Linked DNA regions of Homo sapiens: region 2 is linked to region 1. Evidence: chromatin contacts called from ENCODE Hi-C data. All regions are on one chromosome and are shown on one strand. The core of a region is the stretch at or near the end of the contact, and the rest is flanking DNA. Distances in the headings are between cores, read along the strand shown. Region 1 holds the start of ADM (adrenomedullin). Region 2 overlaps RRAS2 (RAS related 2).

What was found. A loop is a pair of places that touch in the nucleus more often than their neighbours do. Pooled maps may share reads with other maps.
Region 2: a loop to region 1 is called in a map with no recorded cell type, with 8 times the contacts of the local background. The contact joins the enhancer-like site here to the promoter of ADM in region 1. A Hi-C loop is called at or near these places in 3 of 37 single-sample maps with no recorded cell type and 2 of 50 pooled maps.

Annotation. Positions count from the first base shown.
Region 1 is chr11:10,303,717-10,306,430 of GRCh38, forward strand. It overlaps ADM (adrenomedullin), which reads left to right and starts at 1,357. Exons shown (of 4, transcript NM_001124.3): 1 at 1,357-1,513; 2 at 1,964-2,082; 3 at 2,233-2,382; 4 at 2,616-2,714. The coding sequence starts at 1,985. It also overlaps a transcript of SBF2 not described here. RefSeq lists silencers at 269-328, 819-918, 1,099-1,148, 1,829-1,878, 1,899-1,948.
Region 2 is chr11:14,318,818-14,321,531 of GRCh38, forward strand. All of the region lies in intron 1 of RRAS2 (RAS related 2), which reads right to left. Among named protein-coding and RNA genes, the nearest start is that of RRAS2, 39 kb to the right of the region's middle. Within about 2 kb of position 1,319, at least 2 of the 41 ENCODE cell types and tissues checked have a DNase peak (open chromatin) inside an H3K27ac peak, as active enhancers do.

The sequences.
Region 1 (2,714 bases), core at 107-2,606:
GCTGGGCTTCAGGACATTCGATTAGAGGAGTGGTTAGTAGGACCCCAGAAACCCACAAGCACGAAGCAGGAAGCCCCGTGGCTTAGCCTTTCCTTCCCAGTTTGGCCCCCAGGAGAGAAGTAAGAAAGAGAAGAAGCTGTGATGAAAGAGCACAAACGGGTGACAAACGTGTCTAGCGTGATTCATCATGAACAGGCACAAATTCTTTGGGCGGGGGCTAGGACTCTCCTTTGCCCCTTGAGAAGTTGGTGACCCCAGCCTAGAGGAATCCACGCCGCGCCCCAGTCGGCCGTGCTAGCGTGTCGGGCCGAGTAGGGACTCTGCTGCTTCCTACCTGCAGGGTGACTTCCCCTCTCTGCAGATACCTCCCCTCTCTGAGCTTGAATTTTCTACCTGCTGAAATGGGAAAAGGAATGTTACCTTCCTTGCCTGACTCAAGGGTGGCTGTGAAGCTCAAAGTAGACTGGGATGTGGCCGTGCTTGGTAAACTGTAAAATGATTAGCATACGTGAAGCGTTAGTGTGCTCCCTGGCAGTCAGTCCTCACGTTTACGATGGATTAATGAAGGCAGCCAGGCACAATCTCAGGTTATGACCTTATAAGGCATAATAGGATTACAAGGAGGCAAAATGAAACAGTATATTTCCTCCTAATTTTGGTTATTCCTATGTTTCCAAATAGAAATGAAAATTCTGAAATTTCAGATAATTCCCCCCTCCAAATCCCAATTCTCAATTTAGCTTTTCTGAGCCTTGTCCCTACCGTGAAATCTTACTAGCTCACCCCGAAACGCCGGGGTCTTGGTCCTCTGGGGGACTAGTGAGTCCTGCTCCTCTCGGCTTTGCTCCGTCCCTGCCCCGGCCCCTCCGCGGGAGTCTGGGGTCGCGGCCCGGTCAGGCGCCAAGCCGGCAGGGGGGCGCGGTCCACTTGAGGCCACAGCTCCCCAGGTCCAGGGCTCGGGCCATCCGCGCTGTCCCTTCCGCGGGCTCTTGCTGTTCTTCGCCAGGAGGCTTTGCACTCCGGGCCGCATGGGTCCTGGATAAGGACCTCAAGAGGTTGTAGTGGCGCCCCTTCGCTCCGGCGTACTGTCTGAACCCTGTGCCCAAAGAGGGCTGTGGCAGTTCCTGCACCAACCGCCTGGAGCCCATACCTAAGCCCTCTGGGCACGAGGGACCTCCTCTCCCCCGCTCCCCCCTCCCCCCATCCCAACTCCAGCCCCAAAGGAAGCAATGCGCGCGTCCGAGAGCAGGAGCGCGCGTGGCTGAGGAAAGAAAGGGAAGGCAACCGGGCAGCCCAGGCCCCGCCCCGCCGCTCCCCCACCCGTGCGCTTATAAAGCACAGGAACCAGAGCTGGCCACTCAGTGGTTTCTTGGTGACACTGGATAGAACAGCTCAAGCCTTGCCACTTCGGGCTTCTCACTGCAGCTGGGCTTGGACTTCGGAGTTTTGCCATTGCCAGTGGGACGTCTGAGACTTTCTCCTTCAAGTACTTGGCAGATCACTCTCTTAGCAGGTAGGTGCCGCAGACCCTGCGGGTTAAGAGGTGGGGTGGGGGGCAGTGCTTGCCAAGGCCCTAAACTGGGAGCGCTGGGTGAGGGGAACAACCCACTTTGGAGGGTTCTCTGAGAGATAGATACACCCCATATCCTGGGCCCAGCTCGTGCACACAGCTGGAGGTCCAGAGACCCAGTCCCCTCTGCTCCGTCAGCCAAGTTCCAAGAAGTTGAGCAGAGACCCTCTGGGAGCCTGGCGGGGTGCAGCGGCCTCCCCTGCGGGGCCTGTCACCCGGCCGGCGCGTGCAAACGCCTCTGGCGCCTCTCTGCGCGGAGGGAGATAAGCGTCTGAGCCAGGGAAAGCGCGGGCTAAACCCGCCTCGCCGGGGCCCCTGCCCGCCCTCCGTGCCCCGCCCGGGCGGTGCAGCTGGCCCGGGTGCTCACGCTCGACTCTCTTTCTTCTTTTCCAGGGTCTGCGCTTCGCAGCCGGGATGAAGCTGGTTTCCGTCGCCCTGATGTACCTGGGTTCGCTCGCCTTCCTAGGCGCTGACACCGCTCGGTTGGATGTCGCGTCGGAGTTTCGAAAGAAGTGAGTCCGGGCAGCGCCTTCCCCCTTGCTGGTACCTGGCAGGCAAGGGGAACTGACCGTTGGTCCCGAAGGTCTAGAAGTGAATGGGAGCAGGGACAGGCCTGGGCGTCACCTGAACGCACGCGAATCGGGTCTGCTTGTGTTTTCCAGGTGGAATAAGTGGGCTCTGAGTCGTGGGAAGAGGGAACTGCGGATGTCCAGCAGCTACCCCACCGGGCTCGCTGACGTGAAGGCCGGGCCTGCCCAGACCCTTATTCGGCCCCAGGACATGAAGGGTGCCTCTCGAAGCCCCGAAGACAGGTAACTACGCCCTGTGCTGTCCAGGGACGGGAGGGAAGGAAGGTGTGCGGGAGGAGTTCTCTGTCTCCACTCCCCTGGCCCGGGGGATCGTCGGGGCTGGACCGCAGCTCAGATGGCGCGAGCAGTTTCCAGCTCCCTCTGGCTCTAGAATGGCTCCCGTTCCCGGTGTTGGGGCCAAAGCTCTGCTTGATGGGGTCTCAAGTTGCCTTTCTTCCCCCTCCCCCCGCCCGCAGCAGTCCGGATGCCGCCCGCATCCGAGTCAAGCGCTACCGCCAGAGCATGAACAACTTCCAGGGCCTCCGGAGCTTTGGCTGCCGCTTCGGGACGTGCAC
Region 2 (2,714 bases), core at 69-2,568, 4.0 Mb after region 1:
TTTACAAAACTTAAGTATTAAACTTCAAATTCCTTCAGGGAAACATATCTGTATACTTTGACTCACACTTACTGACTTGGCAACAATACAGCTATCATTTACTATGTGTCAGGCACTAAGTGCTTTACCATATTAATTCATTGAAACCTCACAGTCCATGAAGTAGGTGGTCTTATTATCGTCTCCATCATACAGGTGAGGAAAGACTTTAAGTAACTTGCCCAGTCACGAGGCTAGTAAGCATGGAGCAGAAATTGATTCCCAGCAGTCTGGCTCAATTCTGTGCCCCAAATTACATCATTACAATGAGAGCTACCTTCAGAAAACAAAAATAAATGTATTGCCCCTGCTTTCTCTAGATTCATGGAGTAACATGTCCAGATTTTCTCAAATCCATCTCCCCATACACCTCCGTCAATCCTGACATTTGGCAATAATGCCAAGCAGGAAAAGAAGCTTTTCCCAAGGTATGTGAGTAAAACCTGTACTACAATAAAAATTATATTAACTATTCAGGTTCCCTCTGTCTTTTTTTTTTTTTTTTTTTTTTTTGAGACGGAGTCTCGCTCTGTCGCCCAGGCCGGACTGCGGACTGCAGTGGCGCAATCTCGGCTCAGTGCAAGCTCCACTTCCCGGGTTCACGCCATTCTCCTGCCTCAGCCTCCCGAGTAGCTGGGACTACAGGCGCCCGCCACCGCGCCCGGCTAATTTTTTGTATTTTTAGTAGAGACGGGGTTTCACCTTGTTAGCCAGGATGGTCTCGATCTCCTGACCTCATGATCCACCCGCCTCAGCCTCCCAAAGTGCTGGGATTACAGGCGTGAGCCACCGCGCCCGGCCGGTTCCCTCTGTCTTCTAAGAGCACAGATAACTGCAAGTTTACCATACATGATGGAGAATTTCTGCTACTTCCCCTGTAAAATATTTTCAAAATATCTTACTCACTCAACTGATAAAAGGTGATAAACCTACCTAAAAGACTTTTGGTGAAGAGAAGTAAGTATCAGTTGTATTTTTCAGAGCGCAGAAAAGTTGTGTGATCAAAACAACAAAAATAAGATTATAATTCCAGTTTACTGATGGACTCGAAAAACATATACGTTATAAAACAACTAAACAACTCAACTGTAGCTATGTTACATGTTTAAAATGAACTAATCATTGTAAAAATGTTTAAAGAATGGGAATGATAGCAGAAGAAAAATGTCACCATGAGAGAGTATAAAGATGGGTTAAAGGTTTTCTTCCTGCAAAACTCAATTTGTTTATTAAGTTGTAGCACTGCCCACCCACCGCACCCCACAAAAAAAGCCACATTCATTTGAGGTCACTTTACCTCCTGCTATTTCCTTTGCAGTGAGTCTGCAAAGTTCTAATGCACGGTGCTGATTTTATTCATTGAACAGAAAGCAATTGAGTGAAACATACAAGCAACTAAACCTTTGGCATCCTGTGAAACCACAAGAGAGCAAGATATTTTTTCCCAGGTTCTAACATCTTTTTAAAGCTGTTTTTTCAAATAGCAGTATGCCTAGAATGACTGCATGCTTGTCTAGAGTCATGTGCTCAGTACCAAAAGCCAGATCAATTGACTCTGAGACGGGAAAGTAATCAAGACAAAAAATTTTAATGGATGTCTTAATTTAAGCAGCTCTCATTTACTTATTCTTTCATTTAGCTAATTTCAATCTATAAACAAAATAAAAGCAGTAGACAGTTTTTCCTATGGAAACTCATTAACACAGCTTTCAGAGTTAAGCTTCAGCTTAGCCCAGATTCCCCTTAATCAATTATTTGTTGCTTTTAGAAAAGGTTGTGCAAAAACATTAGCTAAAACTGGTTAAAATTAAAGCACAGGGAAAGAACTTTTCTGAAAGATATTAAACATACTATTAATTTATTTTAAATAGGATGGATTGGTAAAAATAAAAATATAAAAGAACTTAAGTCAAAATTCATTGTTTAAGAACCTAACAATCATAAAGTCATATAAAGTAGTATGCAGTAAAATGTGGGAAAACTATAAAAATGTTAATTTTTATAGTAACTTAACACAACAATTTAAAAAAATGGTTGCAAATGGCTGGGCATAGTGGCTCACGCCTATAATCCCAGCACTTTGGGAGGCTGAGGTGGGCTGATCTCCTGAGGTCAGGAGTTCGAGACCAGCCTGGCCAACATGGTAAACCCCGTCTCTACTAAAAATACAACAATTAGCTGGGTGTGGTGGCAGGCGCCTGTAATCCCAGCTACTTGGGAGGCTGAGGCAGGAGAATCACTTGAACCTGGGAGGCAGAGGTTGCAGTGAGCCGAGATCGGCCAGTGCACTCCACCCTAGACAACAGACCAAGACTCCATCTCAAAAAAAAAAAAAAGATTGCAAATAAGTAAACACACGACGCACGTCAATATTTTAAAATCTTATGTCTATACCATTCCTCCTTCCCCTAACATGACTAGTCAACAGCAAATTTTAGGTGTTCTCAATAAATTTCCCTTGGTGAAATGGTGGTGGGACAGGGAAGGGAACTAACTCTACAAGGATGGCACGAAAGTCCCTCATTCTTTATACTCACTTAAAAGAATGATCAAAAATTGTCAAAACTTCTGAAGTTCTTGTATAGGGGTTGGGGGTTGGGGGCTACATTTGTTATTATTTTTGCCATGTCTTGTGTTTTGTGTTTGATCATCCAGGAGCAAGTGGGAGTGGGGAG